Linked DNA regions of Homo sapiens: region 2 is linked to region 1. Evidence: read pairs that join two places in POLR2A ChIA-PET (ENCODE). Cell type or tissue: B cell. All regions are shown on one strand. Each heading gives the region's core, and the rest is flanking DNA. Links, peaks and the distances in the headings are about the cores only.

Evidence for each region. Peaks named below come from ENCODE experiments on the same cell type or tissue, not always from the same donor. Only the 100,000 strongest peaks of a DNase experiment are listed, where the experiment ranks them.
Region 2: POLR2A ChIA-PET joins it to region 1 with 10 read pairs; 2 of 35 experiments call an interaction of 5 or more read pairs at or near these places.

What each region holds. Positions count from the first base shown.
Region 1 is chr6:15,895,153-15,910,417 of GRCh38, reverse strand. No RefSeq gene overlaps it. Among named protein-coding and RNA genes, the nearest start is that of LINC02543, 92 kb to the left of the region's middle. RefSeq lists enhancers at 1,946-2,240, 5,097-5,246, 7,999-8,058, 8,559-8,838, 9,019-9,108 and 3 more. In B cell, for the core only: a CTCF peak has its summit at 9,104; a DNase peak (open chromatin) is centred at 8,707; H3K4me3 peaks cover 1,359 bases; H3K27ac peaks cover 2,380 bases.
Region 2 is chr6:15,827,626-15,842,890 of GRCh38, reverse strand. LOC105374948 (a long non-coding RNA gene) reads left to right here and starts at 8,428. Exons shown (of 3, transcript XR_926530.3): 1 at 8,428-8,495; 2 at 8,918-9,082; 3 at 11,705-12,598. RefSeq lists a silencer at 307-507. In B cell, for the core only: no CTCF peak of the experiment used is centred there; no DNase peak of the experiment used is centred there.

The DNA of each region.
Region 1 (15,265 bases), core at 4,959-12,958:
CCCAACACACCAAACCAAAATGCAATCACTCATGATAAGTGCCACATAAGCAAACAGAAATTTTAAAAAACAGAAAAATACCCAAACAGGCCAGTTTTCAAAACAAACAAACAAACAAACAAACGCAACCCAGGAGATTCATAGCAACTAATCAAAAGAAGCCCAGTCAACCTGAGCCAGTGTTAAGGAAGTCCCATCTCCTTTCACCCATACAAGGAAAATAACCCAGAGTCAGCTGATGTTGACCAATCTGCTTTTTGCTGTTTTCCTCGTTCCCGCTCAGGTGCCTTACAAAAATCCACTGTTCTGCCATTCCTGACAGTCTATTTCAGAGACTGGACACTGCCTGGATTATGAATTGCTAATAATAGCCAATTCGATCTTTAAAGCTCAATGTGTTGGAATATCATGCTTTGACACTGTATTTGATAGTGTCGGGAAAAACCACCCTCCTATGGCCCTGACTTAAGAACCTAAAGAAAGCTGCTCTACGGAGTGCCCACAAGGCACTAGGTCCACATATTTTTAGTTCGTGTTATCTTCCTAACATACCTGCAAGCCATGCCTTTACCTTTGCCTCATAGGTGAGCAAAGTGAGGCTCCACAATGGTAAACAACTTACCCCAGGTCACATTGTCACACAGGTGGAGGGAGCAGGATTTGAATTCAAGACTGCTGCCACCAGAGCCACCTTGCCTGCTGCCCACGACCCTTGGACTTTGGGAGCTTCCCCTGAATCAGGTCTGCTGCAAGGACAGCCTCAGCATGCTCTCCCTAACTAGCCCTTTAGAACCTCGGGACCCAATAAAGGCTAAATCGTCCTCTTTAACTATCTCATTCTGCTTGTCTTTTCAGCCCTCTACTCATTTACAGAGATTACTTTAGGGCCTTCCTCCCTCCAGGTGCTCAGAGCTGTCATTATCAGAGATGAAAAAATCCCTGTCTGTATCTTCCTGATACGAGTTTCACACGAAAGTTAATGTCACAGTACAGCCTGCTTCTCCACAATCAAGCTCCTGAACCCTGCTTTTTTACAACCCTTCTATTATTGATTGATTGATTTGATGCATTATATTTGAATGTATTTACAGGGTACATGTGAAATTTTGTTACATGGATAGTCGGTAATGATAAGTCAGGGCATTTAGGGTTTCCAGCACCCAAATATTTATCATGTCTATGCGTTTAGTACATTTCAAGTCTTTATACTGGCTATACAGATTTGCTCATAGACTTTCTTCATAGCCACACACACACCCCGTCTCTCACACCTCATATATACTCCTCAGAGACACGCACATAAACACCCACACACCTAACATACTATACACAGACCTCACACACACACACACACACACGCACACACACATGCATCTTCCACCACACGCATGTTCATCCCCAGTGCTTTGCCCACCAGTAACCCCTTCATCCTTTGAGATTCACCTCCCTCAGGAAGTCTTTCCTTGATACCATCACCCCACAGCTGAATGAGGAGAATCTCTTGGGATCCCATCCCACTCTCCCTGTCCTACCCATTATTTTATCATTGGCTGTTTTCCGCAGCAGCAGGTGGGCTCCCAGAGGCCAGAGCTGAGCATTATTCACATTTGGGTCCCCCATCTTCCCTCCCCAACACCCTGTACCAGGAATGGCATCCAGCGCTCAGAATCTCAGTAAATACTTCTGGAATGTATGAGTGAGCTCTATTTCGGTGATAAAGAGCCCACTGGATTAATCTGCATAGCCTCCTGACTCCAGACTATCTGGGTCCAAACACCAAACATTATAACCTGATGCTAAATCTCTCTGGACTGTGGTGTGCTCATCTGTGAAGTGGAAATGATGTCAATGGCAATTAACACCCGACTGGCTGGCGGAGGAGATTCAATGAGGTTTTACACATATGTAGACCTACGTATATTAGTATGAAGCAAATAACATGATTTTCAATCCTTACGTGGGGAAAGTAAAACCACACAGCTCCCTTTGGAAAAACCACCCCTGATGCCTCATCTGACCAGGGAAACCGATGATTCTTCCGCCTTCCGGGGCCTCTCTCTTATCACAAGCAGACAGGTGGCCCAAGCACAATGGATTCAATCCATAATGGACTCCCAATCCAGTCTAACCGGTCTGGGCATCTCTGCCCCTAGGGGACTGAGCCCTTAATAAACAGATGTGTCTTCCAGCTCAGAACTGCAGACATGTGCGTGCTCATGTTTATGTCAGTAGCCTTTGTTCTAAATCCATACCAATACCCGTTTAGTATTTCTAACAGATTGGTTCTTTCTGATGTGACTGTCTGAACAAATGAAAAGCATTTCCCTGTGGCCTACCTGTCACACTTTTTTCCGTCCTCTAATTGAGAACACTTTCAAACCTCTCCAACTCCTGTTTGCCTCGCAGTAAGGTGAAGATTTGATTTCTTCCCTATTACAATTTTCTTTTGAGTCAAAACGAGTATCTTGGAAAAAAACAAGTATAGCTAAGGGAGAGGGCAAGTCCAGAAAAGCATATATAAGTTTGTGAGCCAAAATAAGGTTAGTGGTTCTGAAACTGCCATTGCAAAATTGTAACTGAAACAGTGAAAGAGATCCGACCTAAGCAACTTCATCTTGCTTCTAAACGTCAAGCTGTCCTTGTTCATTCCTGGGCATAGGCTGAACTAATTTGGGGAGGAACTTAGTTTACAGTTTAAAACAAAGACGATAACAGCCCTTTCCCCAAAGAAGCCTCCTTGTTGCCTGGGGACTAGACTGCCTTTGTAGGACTAACAGATTAGCCACAGATTAGAAATTATGGTCTAGGAGTCATGCAGCTGGAGGCTACAAGATTCTGACCCTCCCTAAACTGCTCCTAAGATCAGTGCTTGAGATATTTTGCAGACCCTGCACTTGATGGATCAGCTGGCACAGCTGGCACCACCCAGGTGGATAAACTGGCTCACCTGATCTTGTGGCCCCCACCCAGGAACTGACTCAGCACAAGAGGACAGCTTCAGTTCCCTACGATTTCATCTCTGACCTGACCAATCAGCACTCCCGGCTCACTGGCTTCTCCCCACCCACCAAGTTGTCTTTATGTTATTTATTTATTTTTTGAGACAGGGTCTTGCTCCGTAGCCCAGGCTGGAGTGCAGTGGTGCCATCTCAGCTCACTGCAACCTCTGCCTCCCTCGATCAAGTGATTCTCCAGTCTCAGCCTCCCGAGTAGCTGGGACTGCAGGCGCAGTCACCACGCCCAGCTTATTTTTGTATTTTTAGTAGAGATGGGGTTTCTCCATGTTGGCCAGGCTGGTCTCGAAGTCCTGACCTCAGGTGATCCACCCACCTCGGCCTCCCAAAGTGCTGGGATTACAGGTGTGAGCCACCGCGCCCAACCATCAAGTTGTCTTTAAAAGATCCGATCCCAGAATGCTCGGGAAGACTAATTTGAGTAATAATAAAATTCTGGACTCCCACACAGCCGGCTCTGTGTGAATTACTCTTTCTCTATTGTAATTCCCCTGTCTTGATAAATTGGTTCTGTCTAGGCAGCGGGCAAGGTGAACCCATTTGGCGGTTACAGTTCCAGTCCAGCCAGATGCCAGCCAGCGTGTGGGAGGCCCAGGCAGAGCAGTCTCAGCTGTAGATCCCTGGCGGTGGGCAACACCCCTCCCCACAGGTTCATGGTAACCTTTTCGCAAGACATCTGCCTCCTCAGATACCAGCATCCCAAATTCCTGCATGGCAATTTCATCCACTACAAATACCATACATTAGTATACATTAGAGAGAAGGGGAAATTGCATGATTTTTCTGGTGAAAGGCTAAGTGAGAAGGTGGGGGAGGAAGGCAAGCTCAATTCTACCTTAACTTGCTGGAAACAGATTGCATTCCTCCTTTCTGTTCCTCACTGTGCTGCCTTTGGTATTTCAGGCCCACAGTGCGTGCAACGGATTCCTCATTTGATTACATTGCTTGATATTTCATAAATTCTGAAAGATTGGCCTAATAGGGATGGAAGAGAAGATAGAATCATTTCTGGGTGCTGCATGTATGCCCTCCTGTCCCCACAGCTGTACCCTTTCTGGAAAAGTTGCCTGGGGCTCAGCCTAACAAGGGGAGGGAGGAAGCCTTCATCCAGTAAGAATCGGGGTAGGGCTCCAGCCATGTACCTCAGTGCATTTCAGCTGAGCACTTGCTATGGGCAAGTACTGCCCCAGGCCCTCGACATAATATCGTATGAGCTACTTGACAAATGATTGGAGGTCTGAGTATATGGGGGATGGGGGGAATTTGCGTTGCCTGACATGCACAATGAAGATAGCAGCAAGTAGCCTCAGAGCAGGGAGTGGGAGTACTGTGTGGGAGACAAGCACTCAACTCTTGATCTGGAATGTTTATCCTTGTCCTGGGCCCCAACCCACAGCTCATTGACCCATGATGTCCTCTACCCTCTGCTTCACCAAAGACACAGCAACAGAGAGAAACAGAAAGAGGAAGAGGAAAGTGAGTCACAGGGAATAACTGTCACATAGCTCTTTATCACTTAAATTTTTACCTTTTAAAATAGGTGCTGCATGAATACGTAACCCAATTCAATAATGTAAACAGTGAAGACTAAGTCCTCACCCACACCTGACTCCCCGCAACCAGTTCCCATCCCCAGATGAAATTGCCTTTGCAAAAATTGTAACAGTGAGAAAATTATGACAGTGAAAGATATCTGATCTAACCAACCCCCACCTTGCCTTTAACCTCCAAGCTGCCCTTCTTAATTATTCCTGGGCTTTTGCCAAGCTAACTTTGCGACACATTTGGTTTATAGTTTAAATGGTAATAGCCCTTCTCCAAAATTAAATGCCTTTGTAAAGAGAGTGAAATGCCACGGGGAGGATGTGAAGAACCTGAATTCTGCTAAGGTATAGATGTAAATGATTACCACCATTATTCTGGCGATCACAAGATTTGCAACTTCCCCAATTACCCCTGCAGGTAACGTCTCTACTGTGGAACCTAAGACTGGCCTTTTGAGATGTCTTTTCAGGTTTTTGCATTTTGGCAATAGCTCCACCCGGACCCACAGGCCCCTGCCCACCAGTCTTGATCTCATCCAGAAGCAGACTCCCTGGCCCAACGAACTATCCTTGAAAAATCCTAGCCTCTGAATCTTCTGGGAGATCAACTTGAGTAACAACTCTGTCTCCCACATGGCATGGCCAGCCTCGTGTCTACTAAACTCTTTCTTCATTACAATCCTGTGGTCTCAGTGAATTGGTTTTGTCTGTGCAGTAGGCAGGAAGAACCCGCTGGGCAGTTACACAGAGACCACCTCCTCTACCAATTCCCTGTGGATGACTCCAGAGGGGTTCTGTGCATATTCAAATGCTTGCATTGCTATACTTTATGAAGTACTTTAACCAAAACAACAAAGCACACTGAGAGCCAAAGATTTTGTTGTGGCAAAAGTGTTACTGAAGCCACCTTTGCAAAAATTATAACTGACAAAATCATTACAGTGAAAGAGATCTGACCTAACCAACTCCATCTTGCTTCTAACCTCCAAGCTGTCCTTGTTCATTCCTGGGCATAGGCCGAACTAAGTTTGGAAGGAACATATAGTTTAAAACAAAGATAGTAACAGCCCTTTCCCAAAACAAATCCCCCTCCTGCCCGGGGACTAGACTGCCTGTGCAGGACTAACAGATTAGCCCCAAGATTAGAAATTATGGTTTAGGAGTCATGCTGCTGGAGGCTGCAAAATTCTGAATGTCCCCAAATGCTCCTGGGGATAACGTCACTAATATAAAACCTAAGTTCTGTGTTTGAAATATTTCGCAGACCCTGTACTCCATGGATCAGCTGGCACCACCCAGATCGATAAACTGGCTCATCTGGTCTTGTGGCCCCCAACCAGGAAGTGCTCAGTGCAAGAGGACAGCTTCAACTCCCTTTGATTTCCTCTCCAACCCAAACAATCAGCACTCCCAACTCACTGGCCCCTACCCACCAAATTATACTTAAAAATTCCAATTCCCAAATTCTCAGGAAGACCGATTTGAGTAATAATAAAATTTCATACAGCCAGCTCTGCATGAATTGAAATCTTTCTCTAATGCAATTCTCCTGTCTTAATAAATCAGCTCTGTCTAGGCAGAGGGTAAGGAGAACCCATGGGGCAGTTACATTATTACATTGGATTCTCATAGCAATCAATGCTATGCAGATCTCTCAGATGAGTTAGGTGAGTTATAGGTTGGTTCAAGTCACTACCTGATATGGTTTGGCTGTGTCCCCACCCAAATCTCATCTTTTTTTTCTTCTTTTTGAGAGATAAAGTCTCACTCTGTTGCCCACGCTGGAGTGCAGTGGCACAATGTCTACTCCCTGCAACCTCTGCCTACCAGGTTCAAACGATTCTCCTGCCTTAGCTTCCCAAGTAGCTGGGACTACAGGTGTGTGCCACCACGCCCAGCTAATTTTTGTATTTTTAGTAGAGACATGGTTTCCTCATGTTGGCCAGGCTGGTCTCGAACTCCTGACCTCAAGTGATTTGCCCGCCTTGGCCTCCCAAAGTGCTGGGATTACAGGTGTGAGCCACTGTGCCTGGCCCCAAATCTCATCTTGAACTGTAGTTCACATAATTTCCACATGTCATAGGAGGGACCCTGTGGGAGGTAATTGAATCATGGGGACTGTTACTCCATGCTCTTCTCATGATAGTGAGATCATGAGATCTGATGGTTTTATAAGGGGCTTTCTCCCCACTTTGATCTGCACTTCTCCTCGCTGCCACCATGTGAAGACAGATGTGTTTGCTTCCCCTTCTACCATGATTGTAAGTTTCCTGAGGTCTACCCAGCCCTGTGGAACTGTGAGTCAATTAAACTTTTTTCCTTTATAAATTACCCAGTCTTGGGTATGTCTTTATTAGCAGCGTGAGAATGGACTAATACACCACCCAAGTCAGTTTATTCAACCAAGTATCTGTGAAACTACTATATCCATCAGCTAGGGCTGCTGTAACAAGTTACCACAAACTGTGTGGCTTAAGACAACAGAAATGTATTCTCTAACAGTTCTGGAGGTTAGAAGGCCAGAATCAAGGTGTCATTGGGGTTGGTTCTTTCCGGAGGTTTAGAGAAAGGATCTGCTTCATGTCTTTCTTCTAGCTCCTGGTGGTTGCCAGCAATCCCTGGCATTCCCTGGCTTGTGGCAGCATCACTCCAACCTCTGCCTCTGTCTTCACATGGCCTCCTAACCTGTGTGCATCCTCTGTGTCTGTGTCCACATTTTCCTCTTTTTCTAAGGACACCAATTATTGACTTTAGGGCTCAACCTAATCTAGTATGACTTCATCTTAAACTTAATAAAGATCCTATTTCCAAATAAGGTCACATTCACAGGTTCTGAGTAGAAATGAATACTGGGGAGAGACTATTCAACCCTACGGCAACCTTAAGAAGCCGTTTAACCTCTCTTAGTCTCAGCCTCTTTATCTGTACCACAAAGCATTCTTGTGAGGATGAAATGAGAAATCCAGTGAAAACAGTTCAGCATCAGCTTTGGTAGTCCAAAATGTTAGCTGCTATTGCTGCTAACCTGTCATCATCATCATCTTTCTTCTTCATCTTCATCAGCCACTAGAATTATTATTTTTTGAGACAGAGTCTTGCTCTTTTTGCCCAGGCTGGAGTGCAGTGGCACCATCTTGGCTAACTACAATCTCTGCCTCCCGGGTTCAAGCTATTCTCCTGCCTTAGCCTCCCAAGTAGCTGGGACTACAGGCACCCACCACCATGCCCAGCTAATTTTTGCATTTTTAGTACAGACGGGTTTTCACCATTTTGGCCAGGGTGGTCTTGAACTCCTGACCTCAGGTGATCCGCCCACCTCGGCCTCCCAAAGTTCTGGGATTACAGGCATGAGACACCACACTGGCCAGTCACTGGAATTATAGGAGCTATGAGAGACAAAAGGGACAGCTCACAGTCTCCACTCCCAAGTAGGTTCTGGTTTAGCTGTGGACACTCCACTAACATCCCTTACAGGCTAAAGTGCTGAGTGCTATGGTTAGGACTGCCAAGGAAGAGGAGGCCAGGGTGGATGTCACCTGAGTGGACAGCACAAAAGGCACCCAACACAAGTAAGTTTTTTTTTGTTTTATTTTATTTTAGCCAGGGTCTCGCTCTGCTACCCAGGCTGGAGTGCAGTGGCACAATCATAGCTCACTGCAGCCTCAACTTCCTGGGCTCAAGCAATCCTCCCACTCAGTGTCTTGAGTAGCTACGACTACAGGGGGGTGCCACCATGTCTGGCTAATTTTTTAGTTCTTGGAGAAATGGGGACTCACTAATATGCCCAAGCTGGTCTTAAATTCCTGGGCTCGAGTACATCTCTTGCCTCACCCTCCCAAATTGTTGGGATTACAGGCATGAGCCACCATGCCCAGCTTTGAAAGGATTCTTAGGAGCAACATGGACCCCAACGGAGCTATGACTCACTGCCTTGAAGGGAGTGGTCTCTTCATTTCCATGCCATGAAACGTGCTCAAGGGCACACAGTCATATCACTCCTGAAGCTGAGATGCTTTCACTTCTCCTTGAAGAAGCATATCTCTAACCAAAATAACATTGCCTGTCATTTTGGTGAAACATCTTTGAGGTTTTGAGCTCATGGGAGTCCCAGGGGAGGAGAAACGTCTGACCTTCTTTACTAACCTTAAAGTCTCAGACAAAAATCATAGGTGGAGCTCTTCCCATCTGAATTTGCAATGCCTGTACAAAGTTAGCTGCCACGTGAAAACTATAAAGTGTGTGTTAGAATGTTTCTACTGTTAGAGTAGATAGGCAGATATGAGCAGGGCAGGAGAGGGCACCCCCAGGAGTGTCAGGTGACCATCAGGTGATGATCAGGCGGTTGTTAAACTCTCTCTGAAATGATAATTGGTCACAGCCGGCACCAGGCAAAGACAGGCTCCCAGTAGATAGAAAATACCTGGAGCTGGTGATCAGCAGCTTCTCAATAAGAGTTCAGGGGTTGGACAAGCAGGCCCAAGCATGCACACTAAGAGGCAAAGTGGCAGGTATATGACCTTCACCTGGGAACAGTCGACCGGTAAAGGAAAATTGCCCCTAGAGAGCATGCGCGCAACTGCAGTAAAATAAACTATGCACGCAGTCACCCTCCCAAGTGCTGAGCAACACTGTGCATGTGGTGGTTGAGCAACAGCCCGCCCCAAGGGAAGGATCAAGGGAGGAGAAAAGAAAGCCCCAAAATCATGCCAATGTATAAATCCCCAAGTCAAAGGCTGAATGGGGCGGTTGGCCTCTCAAGTTGCCAGCTTGGCCTTTTTCCATATGTACTTTGCTTCCTTTTGCTTCTGCTCTAAAACATTTTAATAAACTCTCATCCCTGCTCTAAAACTTGCCTCAGTCTTTCCCTTTGCTTTAAACCTGTGTCTGCCCCTCAGCAGAATTTTTTCCTCCAAGGAGACAAGGATCGAGTTTGCTGCAGATTTGTGTGAATTCCACCACTGGTAACACTACCACTGCTGGAAAGCTTGAGATGTTGCGTGCAAGAGACCTAGAGTCAAAAACATCCATTGTTGGCTGGGCTCACGCCTGTAATCACGAGGTCAGGAGTTCAAGACCAGCCTGGCCAAGATGGTGAAACCCCATCTCTACTAAAAATACAAAAAAACTTAGCCAGGCACGGTGGCGGGCGCCTGTAATCCCAGCTACTCAGGAGGCTGAGGCAGAAGAATAGCTTGACCTCGGGAGGCGGAGGTTGCTGTGAGCTGAGATTGCACCACTGCACTCTAGCCTGGGCAGCAGAGCAAGACTCCATCTCCAAAAATAAAAATAAAAATAAAGTACATTGCTAAAAACCATACTTTGGAGCACTCAGTGGCTGTTTAATTGAGAGTGCAATTGGGATTTCCTTTTTTCTAACCTTTCCATGTGGAGAGGACTCTGGAAAAATAGTGACTGCTGGCCTGTGCATGTACACGTCTGAAGTGTACTGCTGAAGTAACTAGCTTTCTTTAATCTGCAGAAGACCTTGCCTTTCATACTGGTATTATAAATAAGATGAATTCTGTTCATCAATAAGTAGGGACTTAAAGACAAAATTGTTCCTTTAATAATAGATCCGCTGGGCAAAAATAATCTGATTGGCTTCTTTGATATGAGATGAAAGATAAATTGATTCATGTAAATGTGTTTCCCTTTGGAGAGTACTCCAGTGCACTGAGTTGGGGCACAACATGATATAATTAATAGTTGTCATAGCAATGGGTTATATTGCTAAAATCCAGATGTGAGTTGGCTATTAGGGTTTCACAACATGTATGGAGGCTGGATTTATAGACCATCCCATAAAACTTCCATACATCCAATGTATCTATACTAAATAGTCTTAGCTTACATTCTTGGTCCTCTAAGCAGAAATCAAATGCCTGATCATATCACTGGAATTTTCTAGAAGTGTTTGGAAATTAAATTCTTCCCACTGAATGGTCAGGTCATGTATCCTGATGTTCTTTTTGAAACTGCAGCTGCTGTAATCCTTTGGTATGGTGAGGAAGATGAGCAGATGAAGAAGAGGGAGAATATCTCTTTCAAAAGCCCCTGGCAAATTTTTGTTTGCTCGGTTTTTTTGTTTGTTTGTTTTGTTTTGTTTTGTTTTTAAGACAGAATCTTGCTCTGTCACCCAGGCTGGAATGCAGTAGTGTGATTTTGGCTCACTGCAGCCTCCACCTCCTAGGTTCAAGAGATTCTCATGCCTCAGCCTCCCAAGTAGCTGGGACCACAGGAATATGCCACCACACCTGGCTAATTTTTGTAATTTTAGTAGAGACGAGGTTTTGCCATGTTGGCCAGGCGGGTCTTGAACTTCTGACCTCAAGTGATCTGCCTGCCTCCATCTCCCAAAGTGGTAGGATTACAGGTGTGAGCCACTGCACCTGGCCGTTTTTTTGAGAAAGGGTCTTACTCTGTGGCCCAGGCTGGAGGCAGTAGTGTGATCAAGGCTCACTACACAGTTGACTTCCTGGGCTCAAGCAATCCTCCCACCTCAGCCTCCCCAGTAGCTGGAATTCAGGCGCATACCACCATGCATGGCTAATTTTTTGACTTTTTGTAGAGATAGGGTCTCTCTATGTTGCCCAGGCTGGTCTCGAACTCCTGGGCTTAAGTGATCCTCCTGCCTCAACTTCCCAAAGTGCTGGGATTATAGGCATGAGCCACTGCACTCAGCCTCCATGGCAAATTTTTTAAAAGATAAAGGATCTTCTCCTGCCCTATCTTCTATATCCTTCTCCTACTTCCTAGTAAAAATAATATAACAATTAATGATGATAAGAGCACTAGTAATAATAAGAGTGATGATGATAGCTAACATTTACAGTTTCAAAGGTGTCAGGCACCATGCTAAATGCTTTACAGATATCTTCTCATTTAACCCTGCCAACAATGTAAGGAAATCAATACTATGATTATCCCCATTTCACAGGTTAAGTAACTGAGGCCAAAGATCACACAGCTGGAGTTCAACTTCAGCAGTCAGCTCAGGGGCTCACACCCTTAAGCAGTATCCCTTGCCTTTTGCATTCTTCTCATCGTGGTGAATCTCTTAAAACATTTTGACAGAAAAGCATTAAACACAGTCTACAGGAGAAACTAGGAGAGGCCAGGAACAGTGAAGACTCACAGAGAAGCAAACTCAGCTGCAGGTAGAGGTGAGATGTGGCAGTTCCACACACAGGGCAATGACCTTGAGAGTGGTAGACTCCATGAGAGTACAGGGACAGAAAATGGCGACTCTCAGAATAAGCTATTTCCAGACATTCAGAAAAGCAGGAAGAAGCAGAGACCTCTGTCAGCAGGCAGGAAAGGTCAGCCCCTGGACAAATATTCAGGGATCAGTTCCTAAGTGTGTGGGGAGCCCCCTGGAAACCAGTTGCTAGCAATGGTCCTCTTACTGGGAAGGGGTCCCGATCCCTAGATCCCAAGAAAGGGCTCTTGGATCTCGTGCAAGAAAGAATTCAGGGTGAGTCCATAGGGTAAAGTGAATGCAAGTTGATTAAGAAAGTAAAGGAATAAAAGAATGGCTACTCCATAGACAGAGCGGCCCCAAGGGTTGCTAGCGGGCTATTTTTATGGTTATTTTCTTGAGTATATGCTACTTAAGGGATAGATTATTCGTGAGTTTTCCTGGAATGGGGCAGGGGTTTCTCCTGGAACCGAGGGTTCTTCCAGCTAACTTTTGTATTTTTAGTAGAGACGGGAGTTTTGCGATATTGACCAAGCTAGTCTTGAACTCCTGATCTCAAGTGACCCTTCCACCTTGGCCTCCCAAAGTGCTGGGATTACAGGCATGAGCCACTGCGCTGGGCTGGTTACTCCCCTTCTTAGACCATATAGGGTAACTCCCAGACATTGCCATGGCATTTGTAAACTGTTATAGTACTGATGGGTGTGTCTTTTATCATGTTAATACATTATAATTAGCCTATAATGAGCAGTGAGGATGACCAGAGGTCACTTTTGTTGCCACCTTGGTTTTGGTGGGTTTTGGCTGGCTTCTTGACCACATCCTGTTTTATCAGTGGGGTCTTTATAACCTGTATCTTATGCTGACCTCCTATCTCATCCTGTGAATAAGCCTAACCTCCTAGGAATGCAACCTAGCAGGTCTCATCCTCATTTTACCTAGCCCCTATTCAAGATGAAGTTGTTCTGGTTCGAATGCCTCTGACAGTCCCAGTGGCCAAGCCAGGCCACAGCGAGTGTGGATTATACTGAGCCTCCTGGTTCTTGAACTAGAGTACTTGCATACCCCTTTGAATGTAGGCTAATTAGTGCTTCCCAAACTTCTCCAATTATAAGACTCCCCTGGCTTTGGTGAATTCACTGACTCTCAGGACCTACTGCAAACCTCTGGATGAGAATTACCAAAAGTGCAGCCTGGGAATCTGGGTTTGGCAAGCACCCAGGTGATTCCCACAGTCAAGGAGGTTTGGAAAGCACTGAGGAGGTTATTCAGAGCCTGTGGGGCCATATCTGTAAGTAGCAGTTAAGATGGCTTAGCTGTGAGGAGAGGAGGGAAGTGAGAGCAGAACTAGACAGGAAATCACAAACGCCGTCCGGTGATCTTAGGGTCACTGAGTGTCCCGGTTTGCCTGGTACTGAGGGCATTCCTAGGATACAAGACTTTCAGTTTTAAAACTGGGACAGTTCCAGGCAAACCCTGTTTCTGTTACGAAACTACATGCATTATCACCATAAGCCTCACGTGACCCCAGAAGTTCTAAAACTTTCCTTTCCCAGCAGAATCTAGCTTCTGTGGGCATTAGAAGGAAAACATTGCTGCAAAAAGTATTGCATATTAAATTGTGTATGACTGATAGCTTCACTGGTCTCCCAGAGGTATTCACATTTTTTGAAAAGAGGGACTATAATTTGTTTTGCCTCCTGCATTTCCTTTGCAGCTGAAATTACTTTTCAGAATATCTTCAAGAATCAGCAATAAAACTCATAGCTGCATTTTAGAAAAGTGACACAAGTACCTAATTCGTCATTTCTTTTAAGTTTGCTAGAGAAAAAAAATTCTACTTCTCTCTCAAAACTGTGATTTCAACTGAGCAAACTTAGACATGAGTTATCACTATCCTTTTAAAGCAATTTTAATTTCCATTTGATGGCCTTTTCTTATATTCAGTTACTGTAGCTTTAAGAAAGAAATCTTTCCACACATTATCTGAAGTCATTTTCTTGGGGCTTGCTAGAACAAATTAGAAAAGCACGATGGATAATTAAACTAAATATTGTGTGTAGAGTTAATCCAAATTCCAGAGCAGTAAGCTTTACTGAAAAATAATTACAATAAAATATAAACACAGAAGTGATGGGGTGATCCAAACTTTCAACTTGACATTTGCTAGGGAGTTTGCCTCACAGTAGGGGATGAAGTCATCTCAGACCTGACTTTCCCCAAAGCCACAAAGTCCACACTTGGGTTGGGAAGATAAGTTGACTGGGAAGAAACCTTGACCCTGAGGCCCAAGTCTAGTTAGAAGAGAGACAAGAGTCTTCTTCTCTCTATTGCTGTAGCTTAGTGCAGGATTAAGAGAGGAAAGCAGCCATGGAAGGGAGACGGTTACATCAGAGGCCTTTGAACCAGAGTGACTCCATCTTGAATAGGGGCTGGGTAAAATGAGGCTGAGACCTACTGGGCTGCATTCCCAGGAGGTTAGGCATTCTAAGTCACAGGATGAGATAGGAGGTCAGCTCAAGGTACAGATCATAAAGACCTTGCTGAGAAAACAGCATGCAGTGAAGAAGCCAGCCAAATCTCACCAAAACCAAGACAGCAATAAAAGTGACCTCTGGTCGTCCTCAGTGCTCATTATTCACTGATTATGATACATTAGCATGCTAAAAGACACTCTCACCAGTGCCATAACGGTTTACAGGTGTCATGGCAACATCCGGAAGTTACCCTATATGGTCTAAAACAGGGAGGAACCCTCAGTTCCAGGAATTGACCACTCCTTTCCCAGAAAACTCATGAATAATCTGCCCCTTGTTTAACATATAATCAAGAAATGACTATAAATGTCCTTAGACAAGCAGCCAGTGCTGCTGCTCTGCCTATGGAGTAGCTCTTCTTTATTCCTTTACTTTCCTAATCAACTTGTTTTCACTTCACTCCATGAACTCGCCCCAAATTCTTTCTTGTACAAGAACCAAGAACCCTCTCTTGGGGTCTGGATCAAGACCCCTTTCCGATAAGTTACAGCCTAATGGGTTATGTGTACAGACTCTACCTTAGAGCTGCCTAGGTTCAAATCCCAGCTCTGCCAGACCTCAGCTGTGTAACCTTGGGTATTACTCAGCTTCTCTTTGCCCAGGGTGAAACAGTAATAGCACCTACCTTACAAGGTTGCTGTGAGGATAATTCATGAGCTAATATAGACAAAGCACTTAGAATAGTGCCTCCCACTTAATCAGTGCTATGTAAGTGTTTATGTGGGGGCCATAGGCTCTTGGCCCTCTAAAGATTCACTAAAAAAAGTCACTGACATGAGGCAGGTTGATTAATAGCAGAAAAGGTATACAATTTAGCATGTCTATACAGGAACTTTCAGAATGAAGATCCAACCCAACAATACAGAAGCTTTTATACTATCTGGAGATTAAAGAAAGAATGACGACTCAGTGCCTGCCCCCAAACAGGTTTTGGTGGCAGGACAGTTTAAGGGCCAGAGAAAGAAATAGGCT
Region 2 (15,265 bases), core at 4,098-12,097, 67 kb after region 1:
TAGAGAAGGATGAAGGGAAAGGGTGATCAACTGCAATAAACCACCTGCCCCATGCTCCTTCATAAGTCCAGGCACTGCACTCTGGGCCCACTGAAGAGATCCCCATTGTGACGGTGAATTGTATGTGTCAATTTGACTGGGCCACGGGATGCCCAGACATTTTGCCAAACATTATTCTGGGTGTTTCTGTGATGAGATTAACATTTGGATCAGTAGCCTGAGTACAGCAGATTCATGTGAATGGGCCTCATGCAATCGGCTGAAGACCTGAATGGAACAGAAAGATTGAGACAGCAGGAACTCATCCTGTCTGACTGCCTGTGAGCTGGGACATTGGATTTTTTCTTGCCTTTGGACTCAAACTGAAACATTGGCTCTTCCCGGATCTCAAGCCTGCTGGCTTTCAGGCTGGAGCTCACACTGTCAGCTCTTCTGATTCTCAGGCCTTTAGACCCAGACTGGAATTGCACCATCCGGTCTTCTGGGTCTGCGGCTTGCCAACTGCAGACTTCGGGACTTCTCAATCTCCATAATCATGTGAGATGTGAGCTGATTTCTTATAACAAATATCTTTTTATATGTGTATGTGATGATGTAAAATATATATATATATTTGATCTTTTTCCCAGTTTCCTTATGTACAGCTCCTAAAATCCTTTGAGTCTCTGGAGTCATAAGAGTATTTTGTGTGTGCTAATGAGATAACTAGTCAGCTGGGGACCTCTAGATAGCATCAGGATGGGGGCTGGTTGCCACGGGAACCAGCCAAGTGTTAGAGGATTGGAACTTTCAGTCCCTCGCTCCACCTCTGGGGAGGGGAGAGGGGCTGAAGGTCGAGTTGATCACCAATGGCCAATGATATAATCAATCATGCTATATAACAAAGTTTCTATAAAAACCCAGAAGTACTGAGTTCAGGGGGCTTCCAGGTTGGTAAACAAGAACTCATCCGCATACCAGGAGGATGGCTCCCAACTACTACACGGGGACAGAAGCTCGTGCACTCAAGACCCTTCCAGACCACGTTCTCTGTATCTCTTCATCCGGCTGCTCCCTTGTATCCTTTAAAATCACCTTTGTAATACACGGGGAACTGTTAGAGTGTTTCCCTGAGTTCTGTGAACCACCCTAGCACATTAATTACATCTGAGGAAAGGGTCATGGGCACCCCAATGTATAGCCTGTTGGCCAGAAGTTCTGGAAGTCCGGGACTCACAAATGGAGTCTGAAGGGCAGAGCAGTCTTGTGGGACTGAGCTCTCACCCTGTGGGATCTCCCCGCAGGTAGATAGGGAGTATCAGCATTGAATTGAATTGAATTAGAGCAAACCCAGCTGATGTCTGCCGCAGAATTGCTCACTTGTTGGGTGTGGCGGGGAGTTGGGGGTGGGGGGAACCCACACACATTTGGTTACAGGAGCATTCTGTGTTGTGAGAGTATAATGGGAAAAACAGTTGGTTTTTTCAACTCTTTCTCTATGTATCTATACCTGTATGATCTATCTATAGTTCTCTATATAGACTTATATACAGATATCTCTTATTGGTTCTGTTTCTCTGGAGAACCCTGACTAATACACTCGTGTTCAAGTATCTTCAGATACAAGAACAGCTATCCATTCCTTAATGCAGAAAAAACATTTACTGTCGTGCTGTAAAGAAAGTAACCTACTGTGTGGCCCATGTCATGCAGACACACACATTTTGTTCACGTTCAAAAGCTCATCTTGACCAGGCTCACACCTGTAATCCCAGCACTTTGGGAGGCCAAGGGGGGGGCAGATCACTTGAGGTCAGGAGTTCGAGACCAGCCTGGCCAATATGGTGAAACCCCGTCTCTACTAAAAATATGAAAATTAGCCAGGCGTGGCGGCAGGCACCTGTAGTCCCAGCTACTCAGGAGGCTGAGGCAGGAGAATTGCTCGAACCCAGGAAGTGGAGGTTGCAGTGAGCCAAGATGGCACAGTTGCACTCCAGCCTGAGTGTTGCAGTGAGACTCCATCTCAAAAAAAACAAAACAAAAACAAAAACAAAAGCTCATCTGGGCACCTAACTAGAAAGGGAGAAGTAGGACTCAGTGAATCCACGGACATTGTCATTAGTCGTGGAGAGCAGGTGTGCTTTGGTGGGAGGGGTATGGGGTGGAGGTGGAGGGATAGGAACACAGGACTGATGCAGGGACTACTTGCTCCTTTTTTCTGCCAGGCATGGCTAGCTGCCCTACATGCATAATCCTGACAACAATTCTGTGAGGCTGGTGCTGAATTTTTATTTCTTCAAGGCAACTTAGAAAATCATTTAATTACACTAGAAAATCATATAATCCACTGATTTTTTTAAAAAGGTGAGTCAGGAAAATAAGACAAGGAGAAATGAAGACTATAGGAAAATAAGATAGATCTAGGGATGGTTTGTCCACAAAATGCCATTGTAAAATCCTGTGTCCAAGCCAGAAACAGAGCACAGACTGGCCTAGTCATGTTCTAGCATCCAGTACAAACAGGAGAGCGAGATCAAGTTTGTGATGCATTGTATTCAGAGGACAATGGCAAGAGAAACAAAACTCTCCCAGGATCTATACGAGAGAGGCATTTCTCCCAGTGTCCTTGGAAAGAGAGCCCAGTAGGATGTCGTGAGCAAGAGCATCCCCACAGAAGTTCTGACTTGCAGCTTCATAGGGCTGCTTCACCTCATGTCCTTGGCAAATACAATAATGTCAAGTGCAAGTCAGCAAAAACAATTATACGGGAAGCAAAAAACCATGTGGCCTGACTACACAGCTTTCTAAGGGCCTGTCTTCATCCCAAGAGTAGATTTTAGAGTATCTGGAGCAGAGGCGCTCTTAATGGAGCATTTTGGGCATTTGCACTGGAGTTTTGGGGTTGTTGTAAAGTGAGGGTCCTCCTGGGAGTTAGAGGGCAGAGCCCAGGGACAGTCAACACCCTGCAGTGGGCAGACAGTGCACAGAATAGAGAACTGCCCCATGTCCAAGGAAGGATTGTCCTGTATCCCTCATGGCTTTTTCAGTACAATATGGATGTTTGTGTAGACGAAAAACCTTTTGTAACATGTTATTATACACTGCTGGTGGGGAGGCAAAATGGTGCAACTTCTATGGAGGAGAATTTGGCAAACTCTAAAACTCTAAATGTTTGCCCAGTGATCCCACTTCTAGAATCCACTCGTAAGTTACCCCTCCACAAATACAAAATAGTATGTATACAGGGTTATTAATGGCAGCATTTGTTGTAATTTTAAAAAGATTAGAAGCAATACAAACATCCATAAATGTGTCACTGGTTGAATAAACTAAGGTGCGTCTACACAATACAATATAATGTAGCCATTAAGAAAAGAATTAGATAGACTGATATGAACAGACTTCAGGATGTACATAACATCTACAGGTATGGTCTTTTTTAAAGTATTTTTTTAATGTTGAGGGCGAAAGTAAATAAGTGAATATACGTTATTAGGAACCAAAATTGTCAACTTAAGAAAATAGATGTAAAGGATAAATCTCTGCAATGTTTTATTTGAATTGGAAGTAGCTTATGAACTCAATTACAAAAAAGTACACACACAGCCTTAGCTCTGTCCATGGAATTAGAGATCCTTGGATGAATGATTGATTCCAATTATAAGAAAGGAAAGGCAAATTTGTTTTCAAAAACCAATGGCAGATGTGTAAAAAAAAATCAATGTCATGGGAGAAAAAGATGAAGGGATTATTCTAGATTAAAAGAAACTAGTAAAATATAACAAATATAATGGGTGAATGCTGATTGGATCCTGATTTTTAAAAATCAGCCTTGAAAATAATGCTTGGGTCAACTGGAGAAATTTGTTTATGGACTAGATATCAGGCGGTATTATGAAATTGTTAATTTTCTTAGATGTTATAATGGTATCATAAATATGTAGGACAATGTCATTTTTAGAAGCTACATAGTGAAATAAATTGTGATATGTTTCATCACTTTCAAATGATTCTGGGAAAAAAATGGTTGAATTTGTGTTCAACCTTTTTGGATATATACCAGTATTTATTGTGCTATTCTTTCAACTCTTCTATATGTCTGAAATTTTTCATAATAAAAATATAAAAAGTTTTCCAATTTTTTGAACATAGATCCTTACTCTATTTTGCACACAAGCCCCCAAAATTTTGGCATAGTTTTTTTGTTTGTTTGTTTTTTGAGACACAGTCTCGCACTGTCGCCCAGGCTGGAGTACAGTGGCACCATCTCTGCTCACTGCAACCTCCACCTCCTGGGTTCAAAGCAATTCTCCTGCTTCAGCCTCCCGAATAGCTGGGATTACAAATGGCCTGTCACCATGCCAGCTAATTTTTTTGTATTTTTAGTAGAGACGGGGTTTCACTATGTTGGCCAGGCTTGTTTTGAACTCCTGACCTCGTGATCTGCCCGCCTCAGCCTCCCAAAGTGCTGGGGCATAGTTTTTAATTAGTGAATTTCCCAGTAATACACCTACTATATGAATTAAGGGAAGCTTTTATTAAGTTTTATTTGGAATATAGCCAATAGTATTCACCATTCCACATACACACCTCTACTCACCTGTGCTCCTAGCTGCCACACATTCATGCTGAGAGGTGAAGTGTCTTATGACTTCCTTTTGTCTTCTAGAATGGTTGTGTTGAGCCTTTAATACTTATTGAAATGCACAAGAGTGCATCATAAATTAATCTCCTTTTATGTCTTCTTTATATTCCAGTTAGAGTATTTTTTGGTGTTTTTAAAAATGTGTGTGTAGATAGGTTATGTTTCTCATGAATTTTATTTTAGAATAGTAAAAGAAGTCGTTAAAGAATGTAATCATCAAAAGGTGGTCAGATAGGGTGGAGAATTATTTCCCTGAGTTATGGTTGCAGAACACATCCTTCAGGCCAAAGGACACAGGCCAGATATTGAGTGGGAGCCCCATATAGGGGACATCCATCAGGGAGCTGCCCAACAGTCTACAAAGAAATCTGACCCCAGTAATAGATCTGGCTTCCGCATAAGCTAACATCCCCACTCCCTTACATTTGTCATAAAAAATAGATAAGGTAACAAGAGACATATATTTAAGACTCAAACATTTCCATTTGAGGTTTTATTTTTGGTCTTTGTGAGAAGAAATTGTACAAGGTGCTTTTCCTTTTTTTAAATAGCATTTCAAGAATTGTATGCTATCTCTGATGATAATTACAGGAATTACCTTTTTCTGAACCAAAATTGAAATGTGGCTTCACAATGAATCATCTATGACCTAAGAAGGTATTGATAAAGAAAGCTTTATAATTGTACAGAAATGAAGCATATCTAGTTAGACAGTTAACGAGTATTTTTTATTGAAAAGAAGAAAATTTCACCACCAATGGTTCCAGGAAATACAGGACACGTGTTTGCTGTAAAACACTGAACTAAAAATACAGAAGAGGGAACATGTGTTTATTCATTCATTCATTCATTCATTCATTCATTCATTCATTCATTATGTATGATATGTGCCAGGCCCAGTACTAGGTGTTAAGGGTAAAGAGGCAATATGTGCCCTCAAGGAGCTTTTAGTTTAATGGAAAAAGAGCGTTAGTTAACATTCTGCCGAACGGTGCATATGCCAGGGAGGGGTCGGTATGGGAGAAGAGACAGACATGCTTGAGAATCAGCAATGGACCAAGCCATTACAGAAAAAGCTGCCTTTGTGGAGAGAGATAAGCAAAACCCAGCGTGAAGTAAGGTCATTATAGTAATAAGAGGAAAGTGAAAGGTATCCTCTTAGCTCGCAATACGATGCCAGAGCTAGAGAATTCCTCATGAAAAGGCAAAAAGAAAATGCTGCATAGGTGAATTCTACTTAACAGAAGGTATCTGCACTGTAGAATAACAGTATAAAGTCCAGGCTCTTTGCCTTTGGGACCACGGGATTCTGAAAAGTGCAGAAGACACTGGTTTTCTGTTTTTACTTATTTGTTTATTCTCGGTCAGGATCTGAACTTTCTTCCCATGGCGGGGACCTTTCTTTGTATGAGGCTTGGCTGTCCAATCTCCCACCATGAAAGCCAAACAGGGAAGACCGGTCTCCCCACTGGCAGCCAGAAGGGTATGGACACCTGACCTAGATCCATCTGTCAGGTGTTCCAACCCCAACTCTGATTCTCAGCTGAGTATGAAAGCACAAGGGCAGTTTAAATCCATTTTCAGTGACAATGTCCAGCAGTGACAATAGCTGCTACGCCTGTGACAGTGTCCTAGCCAGACTGCTTCTATGGCATGACCTCAAAGCTACTCAGCTTCCCGTGGCTCCTACCTGCCTTCTGACCTTGTTCTTTAGCTTTCCAGCAATTTGAGCACATCTCAGTAGTCTTGCTAAGGGTGTATGGAGATGAGTAATTTTCTAGACAGGAGGAGAATAGGTGAAAGTAAGCCAAGTAATTAATGAACAGAAAGTCCTTCTCAGCCTTCAAGATAGACAAGATCGATAGGCAATTGCAGGAAAAAAGACATGAAGAAGACGGTGAGGAGTAGAATCAATGCAAGGCAATTTAAGAGACAAAATAGGAATGAAGAACGAATGAAAGGCTCACAGAGAATATTGACAGAATATCGGAGAGGGAAAATTACACTAACACAATGAGGCCAATGTGCATGAAGAAAGCTAGAAAGGGGGAAACAGCAGAAGAAAACTTTCCTAGAAAAACATGAAAAGAAATCAACTGATGCAGAAAACGGGACAGAAAGCTCAATCTTGGATACATCTAGATTAGACCACCAAAAAGGGGTGGCAGAATTTTTCTCAGATGTGTTCACAGAGAAGGAAAAGGGAAAAGTAAATACTAAAAGACTGTCTCAGACTCTTTTATAGGTTTGTATTTTTAAAAACTATTTTTACTATAAATGTAATGTCAGGATACAGAAAAAATGAGGGGATATTACCCATCATCCTATTAAGCCTAACATAACCCTATCAGCATGTTGGCATGTGAGGATTTTTTTCATTGTGTAGGATTAATTTAAACATGGTAGTAATTTGTTATCCTGATTTTTCATTTACTATTATTGTATTAACAGGTTTTTCTGCTGGTTGAAAGTCTTAATTAATATAAATATTAATGCCTGCATAAGTCTATAAAGGAGTTAACCTTGATTTCCTTGGTTTTTTTTTTTTTTTTTTTTGGATGGAGTCTCAGTCTGTTGCCTAGGCTGGAGTGCAGTGGCATGATCTTGGCTCACTGCAACCTCCACCTCCCAGGCTCAAGAAGTTCAACCTCCCAAGTATCTGGGATTACAGACATGTGCCACTACACCCAGCTAATTTTTGTATTTTTAGTAGAGATGAGCTTTCACCATATTGGCTAGGCTGGTCTCAAACTCCTGACCTCGGGCGATCCACCCACCTCGGCCTCCCAAAGTGCTGGGTTTATAGGCATGAGCCACAGCACCTGGTCGATTTCCTTGGTTTTAGATGGTGTGTGTGTACCCCTTATTGTGTGCCTACTATGTAATTAGGGCTCTGTATTCATTTTCTTTAACCCTTGAACAATCCCACAACTCGAATATAATAATTGCTGTTGCAAATTCAGACAAGTGTAGTGGTTGGCTACAAGTAGGTGGTAAAAGTAAGAGCTGTGCTCAAGCTTGCTGAATCCCAAGTCACTGCCTTTTCCACTATGCCATGGCACACCCCATTAGTTGTTGCCAAATTTTTGTTGCCTTGAATAATACTAGAATATCTTTGTGTTGACAGTTTTTCTCTACTTTGGATTGATTTCTTAGAAGTAAAATTACTAGGTCACATGAATATTGTTGTGCCTCCATATGTATTGTCAAGTGGATTTCCAAAAGGTTGAATGTCATTTGTGGTGTTCTCAACAATGAGTAAGGTTACATCAATACACCCCCACCAACACTGAGCACTTTTTTTTCCTAATTTACTATTAAATTTTTCTTAATTTTCTTTTCTTTTTTTTTTCTTTCTTAAGACATGGTCTCAATATGTCACCCAGGCTGGAGCTCAATGGTGCGATCACGGCTTACTACAGCCTCCCTGGGGTTAGGTGGTCCTCATGCCTCTGCCTCCCAAGTAGCTGGGACTACAGTGTGTTCTCCCAGGCCCAGTCAATTTTTGTATTTTTTGTAGAGATGGGGTTTCGCCATGTTTCCCAGGCTGATTTTGAACTCCTGAGCTCAAGAAATCCACCTGCCTCGGCCTCCTAAACTGCTAGGAGTGAGCCACCAAACTTGGCCAAAATTGTCTTAGTTTTCTGACAGACATTTTTGATGTAACTGAGTAAGGAAAAAGGACAAGTTCCATAATGTGATGATGCTTTACTTTTTAGTTTAAAATGATTTTAGGATGATAGTATATCAAAATGCCTAATCAGTCACCATTCCCATTTCTTCCTTGCCATCAGAACCTTGAAGTTCTTCAAGAATCCACATTCCTCTATAAGACCTCTGGAAAGGCTAGGCCCCTCTCATCCCCATACAGGTAGATTTTAATTAGTTTAAACCAGTCATGGAAATTATATTCCCTTGCTAGTGATGGACTTAGGAAATGACATATGACCCTCTGCTGGCCAGTTAGCAGGGGGTGATTCCTGGGAATGACTTCTTTGCTTTTATGCAAGGATGAGACAGTCACTATTTTCTGCCTCCGGACATTGGCTGATGTGAGGATGGGATGCCTGGAACTGCTGTAGCCATTTTGAAACCTGGAGGGAGCTAAGTGACAACTGAGGTTGGCAGAGCAGAAAGGTGGAAAGAACATAGGTCCTAAATGTCATGGAGCCACTTAGCTGACCATCACCAGCATGCCTCTTCTTCCAGACCTCCTGATTTCTTTGATAACAAACCTCTTATTATTTAAGCTTAATGAGTCTCAATTTTTGATTCGTTATTTGTCCCTTGCAGCAGATTGTATCCTACTTGATACAAGGAGTCATGAGTTGGAGACCTTCAATTTATTGGACTATAGTATCTCAAGTGTCAGTGTTGATCCTATTATGAAGACGGTTGTGGACACTGACAGAGTGCATAAGAAAGCCAACAGGGCAATAAAATGAGAGACAGTATGTGGTGAGTTTATCCCTTTGGGAAATTGTCACTTGTAAAGACAGCATGGAAGTCACCCACCTGGCGAACCTAAGACCTTGAAAAGACCAGGCCTGATTTCCTGCTTTAAATCATGTGGATCTCTGACATCCACCCAAAGTATCAGATCTGTAGTCCCTGGGAGAGGAATACACAAATGTGATCATCAGTTGCATGGTGAATGAGAAGAAAGCAGGAAATTGTGTTCACATACAGTCAGATGGTTCGGAGGTTCAGGTGTCCACACTGGAGTTTACTGTCAGCTTAGAAAAGGCATTTCCTTTCTTGGGGCTTTAGTTTCCTCAATTGTGAATTGAGGAGGCTCCACTAAGTGATCCTTGGGATTCATTTTAGCTTCAAAGTCAAACAGTTGGTTCTACCAATTTGGAAAGGGATAAAGTAGATGATCATGCAGCATTGACCTGCATGCATTACCCTTATTCTTGCTATAGTTATCAATAATACTAAAAAAAGATGAGGTGTGGTAGCAATGACTAGGAGCTCTGAATCATACAAACCTGAGTCTGAATACCACTTACTAGAGGTGTGATGTTGGGTAACCTCTCTAAAGCTTGATTTCCTCTCCTGTCATATGAAGATAATATAATAACGACCCCCTTTAAGGGGCTGTCATGAGGATTAAATGAACTAACACATGTAAAAAGCTTAACCCACAGCAGGCACTCAATACATTCCTGGCTATTGTTGTTAATAGTAGCAACAATAACCAGCATTTATATGTCACATTACAGTTCATGAAGCCAGGATTAGTACTGGGATTTTCTAGCTTTCAGTTTTATGTTCTTTCTAACACAGCACATAGTCTTCCAAGATAAAGTTAAGTAACAGACCCCTAAAAGAGAGAGAAAATGAGAACAAAATATACACAAAGAGAGCTGTGTTGTAGCAAACATGCATAATACTAATAATACTATAATAGATAAACTATAATTACACCATACCTTATGCCATAAAGCTGCCTATATTTGCCACTCTGCTATCTTATTTGATTCCAACCCTGTAGAACAAGTAAGGAGGTAACCGCTTTCTTTTTTTTTTTTTTTTTTTTTTTTTTTTTTTTTTTTTTTTGAGACGGAGTCTCGCTCTGTTGCCCAGGCTGGAATGCAGTGGCACAATCTCAGCTCATGGCAACCTCCACCTCCCGGGTTCAAACAATACTCCTGCTTCGGCCTTCCAAGTAGCTGGGATTACAGGCATGCACCACCACGCCTGGCTAATTTTTGTATTTTTAGTAGAAACGGGGTTTCACATGTTGGTCAGGCTGGTCTCGAACTCCTGACCTCGTGATCTGCCCGTCTCGGCTTCCCAAAGTGCTGGGATTACAGGCATGAGCCACAGTGCCCGGCTACAACTTTCTATTCTTCAGTGAGATTGGCTCTGCTGAAACCAGCATAGCAATATTTTCTTTTTCCTTTTTTTTTTTTTTTTTTTTTAAGATGGAGACTTGCCTATCGCCCAGGCTGGAGTACAGTGGCGCGATCTCAGCTCACTGCAAGCTCCGCCTCCCGGGTTCACGCCATTCTCCTGCCTCAGCCTCCAGAGTCAGCCTCCCGAGTAGCTGGGACTACAGGTGCCCACCACCACGCCCGGCTAATTTTTTGTATTTTTAGTAGAGACGGGGTTTCACCATGTTAGCCAGGATAGTCTCGATCTCCTGACCTCGTAATCCGCCTGCTTCGGCCTCCCAAAGTGCTAGGATTACAGGCGTGAGCCACCGTGCCCGGCCAATATTTTCTTCCTCTCTGTGAAATGGTGATAATAAGCCTTGAGGGAACAAGGGCACATTCTGCAGTTGGGACGGCCCTGGGGCAGAGTCAGCTCACTTACACCAAGAAGAGGAGCAAAGCAGAAAATCTGTACTGAAAACACAGTGCTCTCATGAATTCAAAGTCAGCTTTCAAATGTGCACCATTCTCAGGGGAGGAAAAAAATGCAAAAGAAAAATCTAAAAATAGAAAAGAACATCATTAAAAGTTCAGCAGTATATTCAGTGTTAAAGGATAACAAAACAAGAAAGGAGGGAACAAACAGAAGGTGAAGACTATAGAGCTAGGAGCAGAACAGCTGTAGTCTCTAAGGACTCTCCAGAACAGACTACTGCTTAAAGAATTTCCAATTTCTTTAGAAAAAAAATGTTCTGTCTGGTGAATAGACAATCACAGTCAAATTGTCTCAATTGAGTTTGGGTTTTTGTTTGCTTATTTGTATAGAACAATGACCAAATATATCATATTAATATATTCGGGCTACAATTCAGATAAAGACAATGGTGAGAAAGGTAGTGAAAGGTGCCTTTCACTTCACTTGCAGTTGTTATGAGAAGGTCATATTTACCTTTAAGAAGGATAAGAATGAGAAGCCTTAAGAGACAAAGACATGAAAAAGGAACGCTGTGAGAGCCAAAGCTTGGTAGATTCTCCCCTTTCTCTCTCTCAAAACTCTTAAATGCACTATATATAAAAGGGCATACACAAAGGAGTTTTATGGACTAGGGTATAGTGTAAAGATGGTATATATGATTATAGTCTTATGCATGCTTGCCACAACACAGCTCTCGTTTTGTATATTTTCTTCTTTCTCTTTTAGGATGCTGATACAAAACATTATCTTGGAAGACTGTGCTATGTTAGAAAGATTGAAGATTAAGATTGAAATTAGGGTTGCTAAGAGAAACAAAGTTGAAGTTCTCAAATCAGAAACCCTTACAACTCAAAGGAATCTGAAAACCAAGACAACAAATTATGCTCTCAAAAGTCATAAATATAAAAGAAAAAAATCACTAGACATCCCTACTTGGAATTAAATGGGGATATCTAATGACCAGAAATCTCAAAAATCTCCCTTGAGTAACATCTGAAAGTTCCAGAGTCCCAGAGGGATACAAATCATGTCCAAAGAAGAAGGGCTGAGGGATTCAGAGTTATATGGCATTAATAACCGCAAGTAAGCACCTTTGGAGTGTGTGTACAAAATAAACAAGATAAGCGATGTTTAACTGGTAGGAAATTTGAATATCTAGTATTAGAGAAAAAAGACATCACCTTTACCAAGAAGAGAAAATTAAGTATAGTTTAGGTGAACAGAAGAACCGATTCTCTTAAAGTAAAATCGACATACATTTTCAACTTAAAAAATCTTTTCATGCTAAGTTTGATGTAAGTGATCACTGGATGACTGGCCAGAGGGTAAATACATTAAGACTGAAAAAAAGAAAAATAAGCAAAAGTTAATAGAAAGTCCTGGACTTCTAAAGGGGCCATGTTCCAAATTTGTTCAGAAGTCAGTTGTTCTACACCACAAACTTGATTGAGCATAGGGAGTGTTGTAATGGTAGTTAGGTTCTACTTACACACAGCACCAAGAGTCTGTCTGCACAATACACTGGCTGAGATCTAAAAAGATCAAAATCAGAAATGGGGATGGGATGGAGATTTAGGCCAGAATGAAAGCAAATACTTGTGCTGATCCAGGATACAAGAGTAGGAGTGTTGTCAGAATTAGTGACTAAGTTTAAGGGTCCCAACATGAAATAAGAGCTGCCAAGCAGAGGTAATGTGAGGCTATGAATGACGAGTTCAGAGGATTTTCTGAATTCTGGAAAAATAAGGTCTTAATCCCAAGGATCATGAATATTCCTCTGAGAAATGCTACTGTCAGATTTCAAGATACTGTTGAGCTTCTAACAAAGTACTCCTAACCACTACTGGAGAATGTGTCTAAATGAGAAAAATGCATCCCAAGCTCCAGCTGGCAGTACCAAATCAGAAGCTGCAAACTATCACAACTGGCACATGGGATGGAACATGGAAGGACTTTGGAAATATTTGGGTCAAATTTCCTCATATTAAACAAGACAAAACAGGTGAGGATGCATAGAGGTATGTGATCTACCCCAGGTCACACAGCTAGGGACTGGAATGCAGAGCTAGAAGAGAGGCTGGTGAAGCCAGTTGGTTGGGAGGAGGCCCTCTCCAGCCCCCCACAGGTAGAATCACTGGCCTGTGTCCTGCACCTTGACAGATAGTTATCATAGCACTTACCAACTAGAGCCAAGCAAACCTCTCCCCAACCTTCCTCAACCCCCTTCAACATAAAGACCATATTTAATTTTTCCCTTTAACTCCAGTTCTTAACATAGAAGGCTTAATATTAAACCTCATAGTTGGGATCTGTTAAATCAAGTTTAGCCTAAAGCTGCTTCCTTGCATATTTTAAGTTTGGCCTAAAGGTTTTTCTGTACATCACAAACTATAGCAAGTGGAGGTGTAAACAGACCATAGCCTATGCTTGTGCCAATCTTCAAGTTTTGGCCAATCAAATGTAGCCAGCTGTTTGAACCATGTTCAAACAAGGCAAATGCCAACTTGTAACCAATCCTGCCGTTTCTGTACCTCACTTCTGTTTTCTGTACATCACTTTCCTTTTCCTGTCCATAAATCTTTTTCTACTACGTGGCTGCGCTGGAGTCTCTGAGCCTTCTCTGGCCTGGAAGGCTGCTCAATTAGTGAGTCGTTCATTGCTCAATGAAACTTCTTTAAATTTAATTCAGCTGAAGTTTTTCTTTTATCAGATCTGTTAAGTGTTTATGAAATGAACTAATGAACACCAAAAATGTAGATGGGCAGATATATACACATGGAAGGAAGGACTCCAGGGTGTCCAGGAGTCTAGCTCACAGAAGGTCTGAGCTGTGGTGGTCAGACTACTTATGGTCCCCGAGTACATGCTGACAAAATACAGTTCACCTGGTATTCACCAGGTTGGTGAAGGTTGTGGAAGCTTATAGATATACAGAGGAGTTATGGAGGGAACTAGAGGTATTCAGCCTAAAAAACAGAAGTCTCAGGGAGTGGCTTTCAAAGTGCATTGAAAATTTCACAGGGATGCCCAAGGGGCTGCCAAGATACAGGGAGCAGAGAGGGAGTGGGTGGGACAACAGGTCCCTAACCCAGGTAGAGAGGGAGCAGCTCTGCTTTTCTCTGCTTTACATTTGGACTGTAGCATAAGATTCACATCAAAGAGTGGTGAGCAGTGGGGAGAGGGGGCTTCTCTTGCTTATAAAGTTTGAAAAATCACTGCCCAGAATACTGCGATAAGAGCCTTAAATAATTGGAAGGCTGCTGTTTGAAAGATTTAGACTTGCTGTTCATGGCCCTAGTGGTCAGAACTAATAACCCAAGGCAGGTCTCAGGTCACACAAGGAGAAGAACAACCAGGGATCAGCCCTGATTGTAAGGACCTGCCTGATTCCCGCCTGCCCTCTGTAGTCCAGGTGGCACAGCTGGGGCCACTCAGGCCTATGGGCCTGGTTAGTATGTCTCCAAGTTCTGCCCAACTCCAGATTCTGAGAAGGGACTGAGAAGCCCCAAAGTCAGGGGTGCAGAATCCTGACTCCATTCTGACCCGAGGTGAGGTTGTCCCATTCCTCAGAAACCAAGCCCCTAAACTGCATCCCATTGTCAGCATTGTCCCCACGCTTCCACGCTTTACAAACTTCTCCATATTGCAACCAGTTCTCAGAAGACAGAGGTTTCATTTTGGCACTTTAATCCTCACTGTCAAGTCCCTTTCGCCATAGCCCACCAGCTGTCTTGGTCTTCTCCATAATGGCTGTGACATGAAGCCCCCAGGATGGCACTCCCGTACCTTCTGACACCCTGCAGCCCCTAGTGCCAGGTCTCCTTGGCCTCCCTTTCCCTGCCCCAGGCCTGGACCCCTGCCCAGGAACTGCTGCCTGGCTCTTCTCTTCTGATACTTCACACGCTTGCCAAGACTTCCTCTGGGTGCCTATGACTGGATGTCTAATGAGTGGTCAGCCTCACTGAGAGACTGACTATTATTGTATGTCTTTCTCCTCCTCTCAGAATGTCAGCTCCCAGGGGAGAGCTGTTTTGTTCACAGGTATAGCCCAAGCGCCTAAAACAGTGCCTGGTACAGAGTAGGTACTTAAGAAAGGTTGTTGGTTTTGTTCAGTGCCTTGGTGCCAGTCCTTCCTGATTTGGCCTTTTATGCCATGGACCAAACTCTACAGCTAACATTACCTCATTACATATCTCCTTTACACATCCCCAGCTCGGCGGGGTGTGGTGGCCCACGCCTGTCATCTCAGCACTTTGGGCAGTTGAAGGGGGTGGATCACCTGAGGTC